Regions from separate parts of the Mus musculus genome. Here region 2 is linked to region 1. Evidence: chromatin loops called from intact Hi-C (ENCODE). Cell type or tissue: heart. All regions are shown on one strand. Each heading gives the region's core, and the rest is flanking DNA. Links, peaks and the distances in the headings are about the cores only. Region 1 has its middle 20 kb from the start of Krt8. Region 2 has its middle 16 kb from the start of A330009N23Rik.

What was found. A loop is a pair of places that touch in the nucleus more often than their neighbours do. Peaks named below come from ENCODE experiments on the same cell type or tissue, not always from the same donor. Only the 100,000 strongest peaks of a DNase experiment are listed, where the experiment ranks them.
Region 2: it touches region 1 in a loop (4-fold over the local background); 4 of 42 quality-filtered maps call a loop at or near these places.

The regions. Positions count from the first base shown.
Region 1 is chr15:101,978,154-101,989,863 of GRCm38, forward strand. It overlaps a transcript of Krt78 not described here. Among named protein-coding and RNA genes, the nearest start is that of Krt8, 20 kb to the right of the region's middle. In heart, for the core only: CTCF peaks have their summits at 5,988 (motif pointing left), 6,334 (motif pointing left) and 10,129 (motif pointing right); DNase peaks (open chromatin) are centred at 2,886, 5,342, 6,268 and 10,148; H3K4me3 peaks cover 1,087 bases; H3K27ac peaks cover 2,085 bases.
Region 2 is chr15:101,234,869-101,246,578 of GRCm38, forward strand. No RefSeq gene overlaps it. Among named protein-coding and RNA genes, the nearest start is that of A330009N23Rik, 16 kb to the left of the region's middle. In heart, for the core only: CTCF peaks have their summits at 2,215 (motif pointing left), 4,578 (motif pointing left), 5,998 (motif pointing right) and 8,062; DNase peaks (open chromatin) are centred at 2,213, 6,153, 6,573, 7,943 and 5 weaker places; H3K4me3 peaks cover 2,714 bases; H3K27ac peaks cover 3,363 bases.

The DNA.
Region 1 (11,710 bases), core at 2,359-10,358:
CTCACAGAGGTCAAACTCAGCTAGAGAAGGTGACTGTCCCAGGCCACACTGAACAAGAGAAGGGGAAGTCTAGCTTGAACCCAGGGCCACCAAGCTCGACAGCACAGCTCCTTCACTGCCTTGGTTGCACAGGTTCCTAGCTAGTGGCAATCTGAAGCCAACCCATCACACTACAGCAAACTTAGGGACACCACCGTCAGCCTTACCCAGGGTTTTCATGTCCAAGCGGAGGGAGGGAACAGAGTAGGGGACAGAAAGAAGCCATTTATCAGTTCATGTGGGCTTTGGAGGGGCTGACAGGGTGTGCCCAATCTCCAGCTAGGGAGGACACAGTCAACTCAGCTCAACAATGTGTAGGGGAAAAACACACACACACACACACACATGACTACATCAGTGTCTAGAGGTCATGTGCAAGTACAATATACACATTCGTGTTCCACAGGACACACAGCTGTTTTAAGAACTGTTAGGAAGGTTCCAGGCTAGGAATACAAAGTGAAACCCTGACATGGGGAAGCAGGCACCAAGCAAAAAAAAAAAAAGGAGCTTGGTGGGTAAAGTGCTTGCTGCTTGCTGGCAACCATGAGAACCTGAGTTCAGATCTCCAGACCTCAAATGAAAACCAGCCACAGCAAGAGTGTGGTGTAACCTCAGCTTTGGGGAAGAGGAGACAAGCAGACTCCTAGAGCCCCCTGACCAGCCCACCTAGCATAATTAGTAAGCCCCATGTTCACTGAGAAACCCCAGATCAAAAAATGAGGCGGAAAGTTGTTGGGGGAAACTTGTTGCAAAGTTTAAGGGCTAGAGTTTGGATCCTCAAAACCTACATTTTAAAAAAGAGGAAAAAAGACAATCTTGGTGGGCTACCTTAAGCCCAGCTCCAGTGCCCCCTGCCCCAGGGAGGATCCCTCCAGGCTGTAGGAGGCAGAGATAGGGGATCCCTGGGCAAGGGACCTGGCTTAGCCTAACTGAGTCTCCATGCTCCATGCTCAGCAAGAGACTCTGCCTCAGTAAATAAAATGGAGAGCAATCAAGGAGGATTCGTATTGTCAACTTCTGACTTATACATGAATTCACACACACCACACACACACATACACACACCACACTGCATACAAAGGTAAAGCAAAAAATAAATAAGGTGGACAGTTGAGGAAAATACCTGCCACTGACCTCTGACCTACACACATACACACATGCAAACATACATACACACACATACATATACATACACACACATACACACATGCATATACACACATACATACATACATATACATACATATTCTCATGCAGTGTGTCACACACTCACAGGTAAAAACAATATTTAAGATTTATTTTTATTTATGTGTATGTGTGTGACAAACAGAGCTGAGGCTGGTGGCAGATATCTGTCATCCAAGCTCTTAGGAGAGTGAGGATAAGAGGAAAGTGAGTTTTAGACTAACCTGGGCTACACAATAACACACACAAATGCACACACACACACACACACAAACATGTATATAGCCTGTATCTGTAATCAGGAAGTTGACGGCTTACTGCCGGAAACTCTTCTGATGATTTTAGCATGTAATCCAGTTTTCTATGTTGTATAACAAAATATACCAATATTCAGAGGATCTGCCTAATCTTCTGAGTCAGTACTTTCTAGTGGCCAGTGCCTGGTGTTAGAAGATCAAGCTGGGGGGGGGGGGGACACAACTCAAAGTGGTGACAAAGGCCTATAATTCCAGCTCTCTGGAGGCTAAGGCAGAGGATAGACAGTGGAAGACCTGCCTGAGCTAAAGGGTGAGTTCAAGGCCAGTCTGGACAACTTAGTGAAACCCTGACTCAAAAAAAAAAAAAAGAAAATACTTTTTTTAACTAAAAAATTAGATTCAAGACATAGCTCACTGTCAGAACATCAGTCTACTGTATGGGAAGCCCTACATTCCGTCCCTAAAACAGAAAGACTATTATACAAACACAGCATAGATAAAAATGAGAAGATGCAGACTCACAATCGTTTGTCAGTCAGAGAGAGAGAGAGAGAGAGAGAGAGAGAGAACCAGCAGGAAGGTGACAGACTATGACAGTTGTAAGACACGGGAACAAATTGGTCCTGGGTCTGGCCAGATCCACTCAAGACTCAGCCTAAAATCTTAAACTCTCTGCTCTCCAGATAACTCACATAACAGGTCACAGCCGGCTCTTGCCTCTGGGACTAACACCTGGGCTACTTGTGTACATAAAGAGTAACACACAGGGGTGCATGCACACACATACACATGCACACACTCACACATGCATATGCACATACACTCTCTCGAAGGCACACATATGTACATGTATACATGCACACTCACACACAAACATGTGTACACACACACACACACACAGATGCCTTTAGAAAAAAGTCTGAGCACTGGCTCCCATGAGTGTCTTCCCTGAGCACCACATACAAAAGCCACATAGTTCTTGGTGGGGGGAGGGGGTGGCACACAGGACAATCCTTTGAGCACTTGGCCTTCCCACAGACTTGCATCCACTCTAGACCTTCACACAACACCCACTACCCCTTGCCTATATCTATGGATGCCTGGGTATGGCACAGAAGGACTACAGGCATGCATGTGAACCAAATGCATAGACAGTCACAAACACAAGTGTGCCCAGACTCAGAAGTGATGCGTTTCATCCCCACACACAGGAATCCCTACAGGACACAGCGCTGCCACACACACACACACACACACACACACACACACACACACACACAACTTTTCTTCCACCTTGGCAAAAGCAAAGCCCAGACTTGCCCCATCACCTCTCCTCCCTCCCTGCTGGAGACGGGCCTGCCCTACCTGCCCCAGCCTGCTTGGGTGGGGCCCCACCTGCTCTCAGGACCAGATGCCAGCTCAGCACAGGGCAGGCTGCCCATGCTCCAGCACGTCGGCCGTCCCACCCCCTCCTCTGCCTGCCACCTCAGCATCTGGCCTGGGCCAGATGGGGCTGGCCCTTGTCAGCAGGCCAGTAGTGGGAAGGGAAACAGGTACTCGACAGCAGGGTTGGGGGCCTGAAGGAGAAGCCATGCTGGCTAGGTAGACCCCTCAGGAAAGAGTCACTCAGCTCAGAACTCCCCTTCTCTGAGGCCTTCCTTTTCTTCTGATGGACCCCTTTCCACTAGAGCTGATCCCCCCAGTCTCAAGTAGCTTCCTGGTGACATAAAGCAAACACTCAAAGCTATGCTAAGCCTAGGAGACACTGCCCCAGAAGCAATGTCCTCTCCCAGACCAGCTGCTGAACCAGGAGGAGAAGCACAGAGCCATGAGAACCAAGGTCTGCTGAGACCTGCTGCCCAAGAGGAAGTGGGCCATGAAGAAATTCTAAGAACAACAACAATCATGTAGTTGGGAAGATGGCTTAGTGGGCAAAATTAATTCCCCAAACCTTCTCCTTCTTCCTTTCCCTCTTCCTCTCCCCCCCCCCACACAGATATACACACTCACACATGTACACTCACTCACACACACATATACATACTCCTACACACATAAACACACACATATTCATAGATACACATTCATACACATACATATACATACACACACATACACATTCACACACTTGTACATACACATATACACATACATACACATATTCATACATTCGCACTCTCTCACACACACATATACACACACACATATATATACACACTGTCAATACACATACATGTATATATACAAACATGCACATATATACACACATATACACACATACATGCTTACCCACACTTACACATATACACACTCATACGTACACACTCTCTCTCTCTCTCTCACACACACACACATATATATATATACACACTCTCAATACACATACATGTATATATACACACATGCACATATATACACACATATACACGCATACATGCTTACCCACACTTACACATATACACACTCATACGTACACACTCTCTCTCACACACACACACACACACACACACACACACATATGCATACACTCACATCCCAGTGCTGGAGGAGAGGCAGAGCAATGACAGAATGATAGAAGAGGAATCAGAAAGGGCTGGGTTCAAGACACAGAAAATGGGGCTGGAGAGATAGCTCAGTTGTTACAGCCTGCTCTTCCAGAGGACCAGAGTTCAGTTCCCAGCACAGACATCATGTGGCTCTCAACCACCAGTTCCAGAGGATCCATCAGACCTATTTTGGCCTCCACAGGCACATGCACACACACAAACACACATTCACACACATGTACACACACTCACACACATATACATACACACATGTACACATATTCATACATTCATACTCTCACACACATACTAACATATATACACACACACATATATATATACACATACTCACACACATGCATACACATTCACACATGCACACATTCACATATTCATACTCTCATACATGCACACATGTGCACACATACATACATACACTCACACATACATGTACACACACACACTTTTTTCTTTTTTCTTTCTTTTTTTTGTTTTTGTTTTGTTTTTTTGAGACGGGGTTTCTCTGTGTAGCCCTGGCTGTCCTGGAACTCACTCTGTAGAACAGGCTGGCCTTGAACTCAGAGATCCTCCTGCCTCTGCCTCTCAAGTGCTGGGATTAAAGGCGTGTGCCACCACTGCCCGGCTCACACTTTTTTCAAGAGTCAGGAAAGTCCCTCGCACAACACTGGGTGACACTGTGGGTTCCTCTGCACTCACATTGCTGGTTGTCAATCAAGCAACACAGTGTAGCAGCCCCACTGCAGGCCTTAGGCTGGATCCCACTTCAGTAGCATCACACTCCGGATGAAGCTCTGTGCCCTATGCAGTGCTTCTCTCTGTGCAAGTAACAAATGTCTCTCTCATATGTTTGCCTTTGTTCTCTGATTCAATATGAGCATGTCTGTATGTGCCTGCCTATACCTGTCTGTACCTGTGCACATACAACCTCTACAAAAGCTTGCCTCTGGTCCCAAAGGCACGTGGTACTCAAGCACACGTACACACGTGCTCACACACACACATGCGTACACACACGCACACGTACACACGCACATGCGTACTTGCAAACGCACATGCGCACTCACACGTACACACACATATGTGCACACACACGCACATATACACGCACGCACGCTCACGTGCACGTGCACATACAAGTTCACTCCCTGCCAAGCTTCCCTGGATGGGAAGGCTGTAGCTCCAGAGGGCAAAGGAGATGCTTCCATTTAGACAGCAGGTGTTCAAGACCACCTCTCTCCTGCCAAGCACCCCTCCCCTCACACAGGTCCTGTCCTAGCTCCGTGTGAGTTAAGGGATGAGAGCCTTGTGGTAGATACAGGAAATGCAGGCACAGCCTCCAGGGCCATAAGACTTACAGAGAGGGTCATCTCTGAACTAAGAGACCAAGTGCCCACCGAATGGACAGGCAAGGCATTGGAAGTGTATTTGGGGTCAGGCATACACAGCCGCAAAGAGCAGATAGTGCGTGGTTCCTTCGAGGATCCTGACAGGAGCCCGGCTGCTTTTGGCAGCAGAGAGAAAGGAATGGCTGCATACGTGGTCTCCAGTCACGTGAGGCAGGCCCTTACGCTAGTGGCTTCCTGTGTGTTCCTACTCAGTAAAACGGAGTCACACACACTAAACTGGGAAGCAAAACATTTAAGGTCCACTCTGGCATGACCCCAACTGTCCTCTCTGAGACCCCAGGACTACAGGGAGCTGGACCTGTGATCTGGGGACTCACATAGGCCAACTAAGCCCTAGTAACTCAGGTGTGCCCTTCTGATGCCGCCATGCTTGTGCCCCCTGGAGCCTGGTCTACCTCCTTCTCCATCCGCCAGCCTTAGGAGGCATGGACCTCCAGCCTCAGCCTCCGAAGGCTCTAAAAATGTTGCTTGGCTCCAGGAGCTAGGTGCTGCCTCCTGCTGGACAGATGGGGAACAGCTAGCAAGTGAGGCAATGTGGCTACAAGCCCTTGGTGCCTCTCCTCTGGTATTTAAACCCGCAGTGCACACTTTCCTTCACAAACAAGGCTGCCCAGGACATCTCACATCTCTTGGCATTCAGCTCCACCTCCCACCCACACTACAACAATGCAAGGTGTGGGACTCCCGTGGATAGAGACTAAAATCCACACAAATGTCACTCACCACGTCACGTCCTACCCAAAACAATAGGAGCTTCCCCTGATTAGCACAAAACATGCCTCTGTAGCCAATGATAGGCTGTGACCAGGACCCGCCCCGATCTCGCTCATGGAATGGGAGCTGCACGTGGCTGGCAAGCTTGGCTCTGGGTTTCAGAGCAGTTTCCTCCGTGCTCCTCTGCTGCCCTCTAGTGGAAAGATGGTGTACTTCCGGTGTACTCAAAAAAACGTCCCTCCATCGCACAGCCTTTCAGGATCTAGACACCCTGAGCAGCAGACTGGGAGGAAACGTTGAAAATCCAAGAGCTTGGAAGATAGGTCACATCCTGGGAGCCATCGGTTTGACAGAAGACAGGTCTGGCCATTGGATTCTCTCATACAGATGTCAACCTGTGCAGAAGGCTCTCTAATGAAGTATTTAAGAACCCCAAAACGTGCATTCCTAGAACAAAACTGATTTTCTCTGGAATTAAGAAAGGAGAAATAGGGCTGGAGAGATGGCTCCGCGGTTAAGAGCACTGACTGATCTTCCAGGGGTCAGGAGTTCAGTTCCCAGCAACCACATGGTGGCTCACGGCCATCTGTAATGGGATCTGATGCCCTCTTCTGGTGTGTCTGAAGACAGTGACACCTTTAACTTTCTGAAAGGCATTTTAGTGCAGTTTATGTATAACGCTAAACAAAGACCACCGAGGTTTTTTTTTTTTTAATAGCTAGCCCAGGCTCCCTCTGCTGCATTTCTGTGTCCTGAATCCTCACCCACCCACCCCACTCCAAGCACTGTGCCCCAAGACCAGCAGTGATTCTCAAAAAAAGAGAGGAGCCAGGTTTTGCCGTGTGTTCCTGTTCAGGGTCCTGTAGAGCTGTCACCGAGGCAAGCTTGTCCCTCTGGCCTCTGTGTCCCTGCTTAGAGTCAATTTCCAGAAACAGTTTCTAGTGACCCATTCGAGGATGGCCAAGATGGAGTCCTTAAATATTTGGACTAGTGGCTAGCATTTTAAAATCAGGTTTCAGGCTGGAGAGATGCTCGGAGTTGAGGGCACTGGCTGCCCTTCCAGAAGACCCGAGTTCAATTCCCAGCCCCCACATGGCAGCTCACAACTGTCTGTCCAGCTTCAGCAGATCCAACACCTCACATAGACAGGCAGGCAAAACACCAATTTACATAAAATAAAAATAAATAATTTTTAAATAAATAAATATAGAAATCTGGTTTCATATAAAATTTCAGGTCTCTACTGCAAAGTTGAAACTTGTGGCCACTCTGGAACCAGATTCCTTGGCAGAAACCAGGAAAGACCACAAAAAACGAGGGCTGTGGCTGCCCACTCTCCTTAGCATTGAAAGATGCTGGTGGACACTGGCCAGACAGAAGAATAAGCCATAAATGAGAGCCACCAGTAGAACTTTGTGAGAGACTCACTGTGTATCTCTGGCTGTCCTGGAAATCACTGTAGTCTCCAACTCACAGAAATCCACCTGCATCTGCCTCCTGAGTGCTGGAATTAAGGTGTGTGCCGCCACTTCTAGCTTATAATCTTTCTGGCTTGTTTTAGACAGGGTCTCAGCCTAGGCTCACCTCGATCACTGGAGCTTCAACCCCCAAGTGCTGACACGGCAGACCTGGGACAATATGTACTGAGAAATTAAGTTTAAAATAATACTTTATATAACCCCATGTATCTTAAGTCTGAGTCTACATGCAACCAACCTACAAACATAAGTATGTGTGTGTAGTATATGCTCATGTAGATATGTACACATGTCCATACAGAGGTGGCTGTGGCTGTGACTGTGGGTGTGTACATGCATGTGTGTATGTACAAGTGTCTGTGCATGTGTGTGTGTGTGTGCACTTGTTTCTGTGATGCATGTATTTGCATGTGTGTGCATGTGTATATGTGCATTGTGTAGTGTGTACATGTGTGTATGTGCATGTATGTGCATTTGTATATGTACATATGTGTGCATGTGTGTGCATATGTATATGTGTATGTGTGTGTGCATGTGTGTGCACATGTGTATGTGCATTGTATATGTGCATGTGTGTGAATGTGTATGTGCATTGTATATGTGTGTGTGTGTTTGTGTGTGTGTGTGTGTGTGTGTGTGTGTGTGTGTGAAGACCAGAAGTTAACATCAGGTGTCTTCCTCTATGACTCTCCACCTTACTTTTTTTATTTTTATTCTTTTACACTTATATTGTGCAGACATACTTGTGTGGGCACACATCTGCCACAGCTCACATGTAGAGGTCAGAGGACAACTTCTGGGAATTGATTCTTTCCCCTCCACCATGTGAGTTCCAGAGATTCAGCTCGGAGTGGCATCAGGTAGGAGCACCTCACCTGCTTAGCCATCTCACCAGCCCCTCTACCTGAGACAGGGCTTCTTGCAAACCTGCAGTTTATTCTCCTAGGCTTCCTGGCCAGTAAGTACCATACATGCTCCCATCTCCACCTCTACCTACCCCCTCAGCACCGATTACAGGTGGAGCACACATGCATACACAGCACACACAGTGGTACAACACTTTACATTCTTTTTTCTGATACCAAGTCTTCCAGATCTGATATATGATTTAGCGCCGTTAGCAGCTCTCAGAGCAAACCAGCTGTTTTGAAGCAGCCTCAGCAAGCACCTGTGACCAGTGGCCACCACGGTGAACATGAGCAGTCTTTAACTGTCTCCCCCCCACCTCAGCAGGTAGAACGAGGAGAGAGGGCCAAGCAGCTCGTGGCAGCGGGTTTGGGCCATTCAGAGTCCCATGAGTCCCATCAGGAGTTGGGAACATGGGCTCTGTCTGGGTGAGCATACACCTCTGGCTCCTTGGCTTCTTCCCAGAAGGGATCCTGCGCCTCCGATAAAGGACTGACAGAGTGAGAGGTGCTACAACAACGCCTCTGGCCACCCCACCCCAGCCACCCCTACCCTAAACCTCTCCCCCTGAGCTTCAATCCCCCCCCCCCAGCTTCTCTTTTCTCTCTTGGTTCTATTGGTCCTCAGCTCTCAGTTCCCGGTCCCCTCTCTTGGCCTTTCCTTCCTTTTCCTCTCTGACTCACATCTCACCCACCCCACCCTCATGGCCTGATCTATTCTGCTGGCTGCTTTCAGTCTGTTAGTTTCTCTCCCTGCTGGACTCTTCCAGATGCCTCTGGCTGCTCGCTCTCTATTCTCTCTCTCTCTCTCTCTCTCTCTCTCTCTCTCTCTCTCTCTCGTAGATGCAATAATAAATAAATAAATAAATAAATAACACCTCCCCTCAGCCACACCCAGGTGTGGTCATGTTCTCCTTTTCATTAAGTTTGGTTAGGATTTTTTTGTTTGTTTGCTTTTTGTTTTATTTTGGTTGTTGTTGTTGTTTTTGTTTTTGTTTTTAGGGGGTTTTGTTTTTTGTGAGACAGGGTCCCATGAAGTAGACCAGGATGAACTCAAACTCCAAGGCCGCTTTTGTCTCCCAAGTGTTGGGATTCACTGCATACACCACCATATCCCGCTCCTCTGTTTTCTTGGTTTGTTTGTTTTTTTAATCTGATAATCCTTAATATGTGGCAAACGAATCCATTCCCCTCATCCAATCGTTCCTGCCTGTCCCGCTGAAATCATTTCTAGTTGCAAGTGAGCCATCTTATCTAGAGACGGAAAAGCAAGCCGCCCTGTGCCTCCACTCCGCTCTGCACTGGAAGAAAGTAAGTCTCACATCTGCCGCAGTGTTCTGTGAACATGTTCAAGTGCAAGCCAGGGGTCCAGTTTCTTACCCCAGACCCACTCCACCCTTACCTTGGCTGCCTGGCTCCTGTTTGTATTTGGAAATTTTATCTTTTAAACCAAAAAAATCTCTCTTCAAGGTATCCATGTTATTGCTAGCCAGGTCAACCCCAAAGGTAGCCAATTGGACATTTGAAATGAGAAAAAGGAGCCGCTCCCTACATTGCAAGACAGTTCTCACGTTGTCCACCAGGAGGCGCCGGAAACCTGCATAAAGAGACCCATACGGCATAATTGAGGAGTGCTGCTTACCGCCTTCTTCCTATCCTTTCCTCAGCCTGCTTTCCTATAGAACCCAGGATCAACAGCCCAGGGATGGCAACACCCGCCGCGAACCGAGCCCTCCCCAATTGATCACTAATTGAGAAAATGCCTTACAGCTGGATCTCATTGAGGCATTTCCTCAACTGTGGGCCCTTCCTCTCTGATGACTCTAGCAGTCAAGTTGACACACAAAACCAGCCAGTATACCACTCTTTAGGAGATAGCTTGTCTAGGACGGATCCTGTGTTCAGTGTCCACTAGAGGACAAGGGGCAGGTGAGGACTTCTCCTCACCCAAAAGCTTGGGCGTAGATCCAAGTCTGTTGCTCTGATCTAAACCCTACCACCAAATGCCTTGGCTTGCAAGCCTGCCTCCCAGGAACATATTCAGAGAATCAGGTGAGGCGAAGCCCACCTGACCACTTCGGACTGGAAGCTAGTACAGGAGGGATGGAGAGGGGTCTGAAGAGATGGCTCAGTGGTTAGGAGCACCTGCTGATCTTCCAGGTTTAAATCCCAGCACCAATGCGGCAGCTCACAGCCGGCCATAGCTCCATAACGCCCTCTTCTGGCCTCTGCAGGCACCACATTCATGTGGTGAGCAAAAGTATACACAGGCAAAACACCCGAATACAGGCAAAACACCCGAATACATAAAGTAAATCTTTTATTTTTTCTGTTTTTTTTTAAAGAAGAGAACTTTTCTCTCTCTCTCCCCCCCCCCCCTCTCTCTCTCTCTCGTTTATTTTCAACAAAACAGGGAAGTGATGAAGCCTCACGGAGAAGGACACAATCACAGACCAGAGAGGCGCCTTCTCTGGCCCCTGTGTTCTCACCGCTCCTGTGGGAAGTGACACGTGACAGAAAAGAGAAGGCACGGAGACCATCTCCTAAAGAGTGATGGTTTTGTGTGCCAACTTGACACAAGCTAGAGTCATCAGAGAGGAAGGGCCCACAGTTGAGGAAATGCCTCCATGAGATCCACCTGTAAGGCATTTTGTCAATTAGTCATCAGTGGGGAAGGTGGTGCCATCCCTGGCTGGTGATCCTGGGTTCTCTGAAAAGCAGGCTGAGGAAGCCATAGGAAGAAGGCTGTAAGCAGCATCCCTCCATGGCTTCTGCATCAGCTCTTGCCTCCAGGTTCTATCACAACAATAGAAACCCTAACTAGGAGGAATAGAAATGTCATTTCTCTTGTTAGTTCAGGAACCCCTCATGCCATCAGGATGCTGCTGCCCCTCACCACTTCTGTGACATGGTTCAGTTGTCCTCTCTTCCTTGAAATGAAGACATGGGAGGTGACATATCTCATATCACAGATCCTATAGTTGACAGAGCCCTAATGTCCACCCAGGTCTTTGTTCCTACCCAGGGTTCGTTTTCAGGGTCTGACTTGAGTCATGTGTTCCTATCAGACCACAATGCCAGGATTTCTCTTTCTAAAACAGAGCCTGCTCCACACACACACACACAATGGAAGGAAGGGAGGGAGGGAGGGAGGGA
Region 2 (11,710 bases), core at 1,633-9,632, 740 kb before region 1:
TCTGGCCATGGTGCCTTTGTCTATGCTGTCCCGTCTGCCTGGAATACTTTTCTGGATCGATTCCGTGTCCTGAGGTCCCGGTGTAACATCACCTCCACCACAGTTTCTTCAGAACCCACTGGAAATGGTTCCTGTTGCTTTATTCTAGACCTCAAGCCCATTTGTTTATCTTCTTTATGGTTCTTTCTCTGGCTTGGTAATTATATTCACTTCCTGTATTGATATCCTGGACTCTGTCTTTTGCCTTGCTTGGAGTAGGTACAAAGCCTTTTATAAAGTTGCAGCTCAGGGTTGGGGTGTGGCTCAGTGCCAGAGACTTCATGTGTGTGAGGTCCTGGGTTCTATCCCCAGCACGGTAAAAATAAATGAAGATGAAAACCAACTGTGAGTCAGTAAAGCCCCTGAGGGGGTTCACCCATGCCCCCCAGCCCCCAGCGCTCTCTCCACCCCCCACAGCAAGTGCTCAATAAAAGCTCAAGAGGGTCCGAGGATCACGATCACGTGGTTCCTGGGCTCACAGCTAGATAGGGGCAAGCACAGTCTCTGCACCTGTGAGCCCCCGGGGGTGGGGTGGGGAGAGGCAGCCTCTCCTCTGTTTCACCTGCAGCTGGCATCTATGAGCTCCTCTTACAATGTCCCTCAGGGCTGGGTGGTGGCTCCCGTGGTGGCACCTGCAGCTTGCCTCTGTGCCTTTTCTGCTTTGGGAGGAAAACAGCTTCTCTGAGCTCTTGTGTTTGAACAGCTGCTCTGCCTTGAGGGTGAGCATCCTTAGGCTCATGTCTAGGGGAGGAAGACTCTCACACCTTTGTTCCCAGAGGCCAAGGCTGCCAGGAGACCAGCTGCCTGGCACAGGTCAGCCCTTGTGGGGTATACAGACTTCCTGGGTTTCTCTTGCTTTCTATTCCCTGGGCAGGTTCCCAACCCCAGCCTGTTCCTACCGCTCTGCCGTGCAGCTGGTCTTGAGTGTGATGTCAGTGCCCCTCGCCCAGGCTGAAAGGGCTCCTATACAGCTGGACTTATACACTCAAGAGAGGGGGAGAGTGGTCCAGGGTGGGGCCGGATCCCACCTCTCAGCTGATGGATGACGGCACCAGCCTCCTGCCGTGTAGGTGGGTGACAGGGAGTGACTAATGTGCCAGCTCTGTTGCTAAAAATTAACCCAGGGATCGTGTTTGGCGGAGGGGGTGGGGGTGTGTGGGGAAGGAGCGGGGACTGCAGTATTGTGTGGTCGGTATTCCCCTGCCCTGACTCCCTCCCCTTTCTACCAGCCTTCTGCTCTGCCCAGGCCAGGAGGGGCCCCCAGAAATTCCAGGGACGAAAGTGAGCGCCACTGCAGGTGCACACATGGTGGGAAAAGATACAACCCTCCAGATGGGATTCTGAGGTCCCCATAGAGCTGGGCACCTGTCCCATCTCCTCATCCTGCCCCCCTTCACCTTGGGGCAGAGAAGGAAAGGTTCCTGGTGGAGGGGGGTATGAGGTCAGGGTCAAAGAGTCGGTGAGGACTGGGTTGAAAACTGTAAATGGGTAAGTGTCACTTGTGGGAGGAGAATGAGGGTAGGAGCGGTAGATGGAAGGTAGATTTGAAAGAGCGCCTGATCACAGAAGGAGGATCAAATTTCCCTGTGAATGAGAACATGCCTGCCAAGGTAGGGGAGAGGGGTGGGCTCTTAAAACTTAGTTCTGGGGGCTGGTGAGACGGCTCAGTGGGTAAGAGCACCCGACTGCTCTTCTGAAGGTCCGGAGTTCAAATCCCAGCAACCATATGGTGGCTCACAACCATCTGTAACAAGATCTGACGCCCTCTTCTGGAGTGTCTGAAGACAGCTAAGTGTACTTACATATAATAAATACATCTTTAAAAAAAAAAAACTTAGTTCTGGGGCACATGAATATGTCCTAGGCATGGGAAGGGGCTTTATGGGCACATAAAAATGAATCTGCTGGAAGAACTGGCTCGACAATACTTTCTGATCCCCCAGTAAAACCACACCAGAGAACATAAGCTGGGGGACAGCCAGAGAGGTGAGATCTGGGAGGTACTTTCTGCTCACCAGCCTGCTGGAGAGATGAAAGAGATATGGGATTTCCCAAGGTCAAGAGAGATGTCAAGTTGTCTGGCTGGGAGGCTGCCTAGTCCTGCATTTAAGAGAAGGAAGGACCCAAGGGGGGAGATGGTGCCCTCAGAGATAACAGAGCAGGGTGCTGACCCCTGGTGGTGGCCCGAGCATTGCACCTCTAGATCCTGCCCTCCACGACCTCCCCTGTGTTCTGCTTCACACTCCAAGAATCTGGAGCCTTTCTTGTCCCCTAGTTTTTTATTGGAATCACTCCCCATTGTTATGTCTCACAGCTTACAGGTGATCAAGGAAGGAAACCGCACCCCTTTCTCCTCTGCCTGCTAGCTCAGGGCCTGGCATTGAGTGGGAGTTTGGAGCACCTTTGTCCCTGTGGAGACAAAACAGATAAATCCAAGATATTGAACTCACTTGACTTCCACCAACATAGTTGGAGCCTGAGAGTCCCCAGACTTCACTGGACAGGGGAGAAGGGATGCTTGCTAACCTGCCAGACACTGCGATTTCTAGGAGAAACCTCAGCTTCAGCCAGTCTTCCCTTCCTGGAGGCTGGCCCTTCAAGAGAGAATATGCAAATTTATACAAAAAGTAAAAGTTATACAAATGTTGCCTTTGAGCCTCTTTCTCAACAACTCCTGTTGGAAGCTCCAGGTCAGTGTGTATCGCCCAGTTTCTCAGGTTCCCTCAAAACACTCTTAAGGTTGGCTCAGCGGTTAAGAGCACTGACTGCTCTTCCAGAGGTCCTCAGTTCAGTTCCCACCAACCACATGGTGGCTCACAACCATCTGTAATGGGATCTGATGACCTCTTCTGGTGTGTCTGAAGACAGCTACAGTGTACTCACATACATAAGATAAATAAATCTTAAAACAAACAAACAAACAAAACCCCCTCAAAAATCAAGCTCTTAGGGTGACAACCCCCAACTGTACAGCAACCACAGTCCGGTATGGGATTCTCCAGATTCCTCTCCTATGGACGGTCAGCTCCAACCCTATACTCTCTGCTCAAACAAGTACTACCATAGTGAACAGAACAGGGCTGACACAGAGAACAATTAACAGCACCGACGGCCCCTCCCCTTTCATTCCCCTTGCCATGGTCCAGGTGCTCTGTGCTAGCTCCAGGGCATCCGATTTTTTCCAAGTACCCTAAAGCTGAGTAGAGTAGTGTGCCCATGCTGCTCCAGCTACTTTGAAGGCTGGCAAAGGAGGGCTCTGGAGCATGGGAGTCGGCTTGGGCAATATAGAAAGAACCCCGGTGGTGGGGTTAGGGAGGAGAAGGAGAAAGATCAGGGCTGCTTATAATCCCAGTACTTTAGAGGCTGAGGCAGGAGGATCTCAAGTTTTAGACCAGTCAGAGCTGCATATTGAGACCCTGTCTCAGAAAGCAAGAAAGGTACAAAAATCAAAACCAAGAAGAAGAAGAAAAAAAAAAAAACACCAGATATTATGGTAAGGATGTATTGATAGGATTTTGAATATAGATTACTCTAGATCCAAATCCTTGATCTAGAATCCATTCCCACCAGAACCGTGAGCTGTAAGTATTGATAGAGCTACTGAGGTCTAGCTTCCCTTGGGGGTGGGAGACCAGGGGGATCTATGCCTCCCATTGGTCCGGAACCCCTCCATACTGTTGGGTGAAACACGTGTAAGGTGAAGATTCTCTTGGAGATGCCCAGTCCCCAACCAGTTGGAGGCTAGCTGGTCAGAACCTATACGTGGGACCTGCAGGGGTGCTGGGGGCTGTCAGAGTTCTGGATGAGGGGAGGAGGTGGATACTGGAGCAGAAGCACGCAGCAGGTTGGGCTCATCCGTAGATCAACAATTAAGCGACGGAAGTAGGAAATCTCAGACTCCAGTTGCCCCAACAGCTGAGGGAGAGACTGCAGGGCTGACATGCAAGTTCTGGACCTGGTTGAAGTGGGTTGGAATGGAGAGAAGACACCCGAGTAGAGTCAGCTGGGCTTCGCTCTCACCACCTTCGCCTGCTCTAAGACAGGCTGACGGCTGAATTGCAGAGGCAGGCTTTCTCCTGGAGGTGGAGCCGCCAGGAGCAGGGTGTGGGTGGACATGGGGACTCTGCCTAGTGTTCCACAGGGAGCTGGGAGGGAAGCAGGTGGCGGCGCCCAAGTGAGTAACCGCCGTCCCACAGCAGCCAATCTCAGTGGCTCAGAAGTCCGGGAGATGCGACAAGGCCCTCTCCGCCTTTGCTGGGCTCTTGCACACCCGGGCCCTCGCACAACCCGGGCCCTTCTTGCACACATGGGCCCTCTTTGCCCACGTCCACCCCACCTCACCCCACCCCACCCCTCCGGCTTGGCCTCCCACCTCAGAGGCATCGCTTTCCCGTGGGGAGAGCCTCCCTCCCACTTCCAAGCTCCAGCCTGGAAGGACAAGACTCTCCCTACTGGGGAGGAAGATGCAGGCGAGGGTTGTGGTCCCCGCCTCTTGGCAGAGCGGAGGAGCGGCGTCGCCCTCTGCTGCCAAACTCGGGCACTGTCGCCTGATCACCTTGTCACCTGGGCTCCTAGGGGGCTTCCGGGCTTCAGCCCTTTCTTGTTTGTTAGTTTTGTTTTGAGAGCGGGTCTTAGCACACTACCAAAGACTATATAGACTTCAATCTTTTTTTCTTTTAAAAATTTTATTATGTTTTATTTATTTGGTTAGTATGTGTGTCTAGGCCACAGGACAGCCTGTGGGAGACAGTTCTCTCCTACCCCCTTGTGGGGTGGCAAGGGCCCTTCCCCACGGGTGGTCATCCCACCAGTCCCTACAGCCTGTTTTCTAAGCATATAAGTAAGGTAAGTGGGGCTCGTTCGTAATACATTTGTGTCCTGCCTTTTTCTTTTATTCTTCAAGAGATGACGTTTGGTTAAGAGCCTAGACTCTGGAGCCAGGCAAAGTCAGGTTCGAGTCCTTGTTCTGTGAAACCTTTATGTCTGCCCCTGTGAACCTGGTGCAGGCAGGCACTGCATAGGCTGAGGTGAAGCTCTGTACGGCGCCACATGTGTGCCATTCCAGCCCATTGTCCTGAGCAGGATGGGTCTCCAGCCACCTGACCCTTGGAGCCACGTGGTGCTTCGCCTCCTGTGCCATCAAGGAAAGAAAGGGGCGGAGGCTGTTGCCTCTTTGACTGGGCTCTCTTCCCAGCCCTGCATGGCCTCATTGTTTTTTCTGGGCACCTGGCATTTCCCTGCACGCGCATGTGTGTGTGTGTGTATACATATACATATATGTGTATATATATGTGTGTGTGTGTGTGTGTGTGTGTGTGTGTGTATGTATATGTGTGTGTGTATATATATTCTAGATTCTTTAAGTAGAATGATGTGTTTTCACAAAAGACTAGCGCTTTTAAAAGACTGGTTCTTGTTATGTATCCCAGACTCACCTGGAATTCAATAGATAGCACAAGGTGACTTCAATTTGTTTTGCTTTTGTTTTTATTTTGTTCTGTTCTGTTCTGAAAAGGTCTCATTATGTAACTCTGGCCGGCCTGGAAATCGATAGGTAGAGCAGGCTAGACTTGAACTTACACAGATCCTCATATCTCTTGAGCACCAGGATTACAGATATGTGTCACCATGCCCAGTGCATTGTATATGTCTAAGTTCATGTGTGTACATGCCTGTGGATATACCTGTGTGTGTGTGTGTGTGTGTGTGTGTGTGTGTGTGTGTATGTGTGTGTGTGTGTGTGTGTGTGTGAATATGTGGAAACCAGAGGTCAATGTTGGGTCTCTTTCTCAATTAGTTGCCCCATGCCCAAGGCTTTTTGAGAGTTTCGTTTGACCTCTGTGATTCCTAACAGAGGACTTGGCACTCCTAGGCCTTGGGTATTTTCTATAACTATGTGTAGATAGAGCTACCTTTCCGTCCTCTAAAAGCCGACAGTACCACTTATGGCCAGTGGAGGGCACTGCCACACAGCTCCTGGTAAGCTTCTAGGTGCTATGGGGGATAATTATAAAGAACATAGGCTCTTCCCACTCTGGGAGTGCTCTCAGTTCTGGAACCAGTAGGGGCTCTCCTCCCTCCCCTAGCGAATCTGTCCTGGCAGCCTGGAGCTGGCATGCCCCGGGCCATATCATCCAGAAGCAAGCACCCGGTGCCTGAGGTCAGAATACCCTGCTTGGTGGCTTGGACACACCCCTTAGCAGCTGATGCCACTAGACAGATCACACCCTGTTCCTGGCTCTGCAACATGACAGCGATCATTTGAGTGCGCTGCTAGCTCCCGGGTTTGCCGCGAGGTCGGAACAGAAGTGTTTTGTAAGTGTAAACGTTAGAGAAATGTAACATACACACACTTTCACTGCTGGGAGGCTAACTGAAGGTGGGTTTGTGGAAGGGATTAAGTTAGCGAGGGAGAAGGAAGATAAAAATAACAAGTGCCTTTCACCAAGTGCTTATTAGGAGCCAAGGCCGAGGAAAGTGATCCGAAAATATTGTCTAATTATAGCCAACACTTACACAGGGCTGACCTTGGGCCAGGAGCTGTTTAAGTGCCTCATGCATACAAACTGCTCAGATCCTCGTGACTCAGGGGAGAAGGTGAGGCATGAAGTAGTTGGTTTGTAGACCGGCTCATGCGAACGGGGCTGGCATTCAAACCACAGCGATTTGTCCCCTGTCATGGTCTCTGAAGTCACGACCACACCTCAAAGAAGATATTCTTGCATTTCCTTATAGTAAAGCCACTGGAAACACACCATGAAGGTGTATTTGAGTCCAGACTACCCACTGGAGAATGGAGAGCAGTGGGAACTGGCACAGGGTTCCCCCACCCCACCCCCCACCCCCGCCCAGGAACAGGGCAGATTCGAGCAAAGGCAGAGCTTGGGGGAGAGGGATTAATGCGTGGGAAGGGAGGATGGCCTATCTTCTGGATCCAGAAGGAGGAAGCAGGCTGACAGGCTGTGTCGCTCTCCTCAGTGATGGATTCCCTTTTTCCCTTCCAAGCCTCGGGGCTCCTCCTCCTCCGCTCTGAGGTGCTACTCTGACTGGAGAAGGTGAGAACAACCCCAACCCTGCCACAAGCTTCCCTCAAACCATCTCCTAGCTTCTAGCCTGTTATACAACCTGCGCTCTGTCCACACTCGGAAATAACCATGGCTCAGCAGAATGGACTTGGGGGCATGATGAATGGTCCTTAGGACGATCAGCTGACGGCCAGCTGCTCCTGAAGTGACCTGAGTGCCTGCCATAGCTCAGGTTCCCCAGCCCTTCCTGGGAAGTGGCCCTGCCTGGTCTACAGGAAAAGTCTTAACGCGGCTCTGTGTTTGGGCATCATGATAATCATGATTTTGATGAGTATGACCACCCATTTCTGTATCTCTTAATATCTGTCAAGCCTGGGGATGCACGCTTGTAATCCCAGTTACTCGTGGAGCTGAGGCAGGGGGATTGGAAATTCAAGACTTGCCTGGGCTACAGGGTGAGTTCTATACTGGTCTCCAGATCTTGTATAAACTCTGTTTCAAAGTGAAAAATAAAAAGACTGTGGCTAACGCTTAGTGGTAGAGTGTTGGCCTACAATGTGAGAGGCCCAGGTTCCATTCCCAAAGCCACAGAAAATAAATGAATAAAGGCTGGGGAACAGGGGAGCCTGCAGGGCCCTCTCCCACCTCCCGCACCCTCTCACTCCCGCGCAGTACTCTGCACCTTCCTCGGCAGTTTATGGGTCCTGGATTTTCCGAGTACAGCTCAAGGCCCAGAGGACAGGGGCCCCAAAGGTAACCCAGGTTCTCTAAGGGGAACCACCACGCTGCCTGCACAGGGAAGGACTTAGTCTCCTCTGGCACCCTCTGCCTGCCTGACTCTCCTCTGTGGGGCCTGTCAGCAGTAACCAGAGCTGGCTCGGTGGCTGAGAGCAGTAGGAACACCCGTTTCTTGGCAACCGGGGACAGCATACAAGATCCAGTTAATCACCTGTGCCAGCAGGTCAGTCCTCCCACAGCCTCCAGAGCGGCCCCTGATGGCCAGAGGCATGAATCGTTTCTACCCCAGCACACCTAAGGTTCTAGCGGGAGCTAGAGGCTCTTTTCCCTTGTTTCCTGTTTCCTCAATAAACAAACAAACAAACAAACAAATAAATAAATAAATAAATAAATAAATAAAATATATAATTGGTGCTTATTTTGTATGATATATAAAATATAATTAATATATAATATACAAAATATATTGTGTGATATATGTGTGTGGATACACACACACACACACACACACACACACACACACATATATATGTATGTATTCCATCTGTGTATGTGTGTATGTGTGCTGAGCCTTGCATACCAATGTGTTTATATGTTTTGTTCTTCAAGACAGGGTTTCTCTGTGTTACCCTGGCTGTCCTGGAACTCTGTTGACCAGGTTGACCTCAAACTCACAAAGATCTGCCTATTTCTGCCTCCTGCGTGCCGGGGATTAAAGGCATGTCCCACCACCATTGGGGCTTTCTTTCAAGTTTTAATTTGTGTGTGTGTGTGTGTGTGTGTGTGTGTGTGTGTGTGTGTTTGCCTGAGGTGGTGGGTAGTTTTTAATGTCAATTTGACACAGGCTAGCATCATTTTGGAAGGAGGAACCTCAACTGAGAAAATGCCCCCACCAGATTGGTCTATATGCTTGTGGTCTGTCTCTGTCTTCTTAATTAGGGATTGATGTGGGAGGCCAGGGTTTTGTGGGTAATATTATCCTTGGGCTGGTGGTCCTGGGTGTTATAAAAAAGCATGCAGAGCAAGCCATGAGGAGCAGCCAGTAAGCAGAACTTCTTCATGGCGTCCTCATCAGTGTTTTATCACAGCAAGAGAAACTCCAAGACAGTTTGAATGTGTGGGCATGCAACGTATGCAGAGGCTAGGATTTGAAACTAGTAGCCAGCTCTTATGACTGAGCCATCCCTCCAGCCAGCCAGAGCTCTTGCTTTTTTGATTCTTTTTAAAAGATTTTATTTTATATCTATGACTACACTGTCACTGTCTTCAGACACACCAGAAGAGGGCATCATATCTCATTACTGGTGGTTGTGAGCCACCATGTGGCTGCTGGGAATTGAACTCAGGACCTCTGGAAGAACAGTCAGCACTCTTAACCACTGAGCCATCTCTCCAGCCCAAGGTTTTGTTTTTATAACATGTTGAAATCCATTACGCAAAATTACAATTATTTATTTATTTTTTGGCCCCAACTCTGTAGTAAGATGTGGAAGTCAGAAGAAACCACTTCAGCTTCCTCTCTGGGAGGCAACAGCAGCCACAGTGTGCCTGTGAGGCCACAGGGCCCCAGATGGGAACTCTGTCTTGTTTCTTCTCAGCATGTGACAGCTTCTTGGGGTCACAGTTTCCTAAATACCAAAGCAGTGCTTACCTTACAGGGCCGGTGAAAGAAGAGACAAAGCTAAGGAAAGCTTAAGCACAGAGCCTGGCCCAAGGCCCTGCACGATGGATGCAGCAGGGTCTCCTCTCTGGCAGGTCCTCCACCACACCCCTCTCTAGCCACGTATTTTAGTCTGCTGCTTTAAGGAGCCATGCTCTGGCCCAGATCTGACTTTCCCATGTACCATTTCTTCTGTTTGGAATCTCTCCCCTCTGTTTAAAAACTGCTTCATGCTGGACATGGTAGTGCACACCTTTAATCCTAGCACCCAGGAGGCAGAGGGAGGCAGATCTCTGTGAATTTGAGGCTAGTCTGGTCTACAGAGTGAGTTCCAAGACAGCCAGGGCTACATAGCGATATTCTGTTTCAAAAACAAAAGCAAAACACTGTTTCATTAGCGGGACACTGTTGTATCCCTCTCTAAATTACAACCTCCAGTTAAATGTACATGGATCCATAGAGAGCCCAGGCATAGCAAAAGCATACAGGGAACTGAGCTCACTTTCATCTTGAATGGGGCATTCATTCCACATGGAGTTCCCGGTCCTTCAGACTCACATTGACATGTAAGCTGGACTTCTCTGGGCCTCCTTTGCATAAAGCAGATTATGGGCATCTCTGCTCCCCACTTTCCTGAGATACGTCTCTACACCTCTATACTCCACTGAGTGATCTTTCTTATGCATCTTGGATACTCCAGGACTCCCCAGAATGCCAGCATCCAAGGAATTCAAGTTCTTTGTGCAGAACGCTTATAATCTTCACATATAAGTTGCACATATTATTCACTATAATTACTTATTTAAGTTTTAAGATAGTCTTACTTTGCCGGTGGTGGTGACACACGCCTTTAATCCCAGCACTCGGGATGCAGAGGTAGGTGGATTTCTGAGTTCGAGGCCAGCCTGGTCTACAAAGTGAGTTCCAGGACAGCCAGGGCTACACAGAGAAACCCTGCCTCAAAAAAATTAAAAAAAAAAAGAAAAAGTCTTACTTTATAGCTCAGGCTGGCCTCAAATTCAAGATTCTCTTAATCCTAGCCTCTTGAGTGCTGGGATTATAAATACAAGACACCATACCTGGCTCTGCTCTACACTGTAAAGCTCTGCACTAGGGATAGTGTTTAGTGTGGTGAATGTTATGTGTGTTATTATAACGCTGAATTATTTAGGCAATAGTGACAAGAACAAAACCTAGATAAGTCCAGTGCAGATGTAGTTTTGTCTTGTTTTCCTGAAACATTAGAACCCACCCCTGAAAATGACATTTATTTCTGGAGAAGCCTGGTCAAGACACCAAAAGCTCCCTGAGCTCTGACTACCTCCTGGGTAGCTTGGTTCTCCCTGGCACCTTCTCCTGGGGTTTGACCTGAGCCATCTGGGAAGCATGGTTCAGCAACCTCTCTATCTTTTTTTTTTTTTTTCTTTCTCCCCTCCTACCTCCAAGTGGTCTTATTTTTTGTTATACTTTAAAAAACAAACAAACAAACAAACCCCAAACAAACAAATCCAAACCTTAAACATCTACTTATTTTATGTCTGTAAATTTTTGCCTCTGTGTATGTATGTGCACCCCGTGCATGCCGGGTACCCACTGAGGTTAGAAGAGGGCGTTGGAACCCCTAGACTGGAGTTAATGACGGTCGTGAGGACCCAAATCTGGGTCCTCTTAGAGCAGCTGGAGCTCTGGACAGCCGAACCATTTCTGCAGCCCTTCTGTTTTGCTTTTATTCGGGGCAGGGCTTCTTGTAGCTCAGGCTGGCCAACTCCCAAATGCTGAGATTACAGGCCTGGGCTACCACGCCCAGCAATTAACTTCATTTTTGCACCATTGCTTGTGTGGGTCTAACGGAAAAGGGCCTAAGAATTGAGGACATTCACCTTTAATCGCACTCCGTGCCCCTCGGGACTGTCTGGAACAGATTTGGATGCCAAGTCTCCAAGCCAGCCGCGCTACGAGTTTCCACACACCCCCACCCACCTCCTGCCTGGGCCAGGCCACCCCCACCCGGGCAATGACGTCTATTTGCATGCACCAGCGCCAAAGGAAGCGTTGGCTCAACGACGATTTGCATGCTCTCACGCTATTGGCTGCGAGGGCGGCGCCGCAGCCAATGGCTGCAGCGGTGTTTACAGCGCGGCTTGGGTGATGTAATGGAATCCTGGCTAGCCCGCCGAGCTCCCTGCGGACTGCGCGGTGACGTAGCGGCTTCCCCGACCGCACCCGGCGTGCAGGGCCTGGCGCGGGC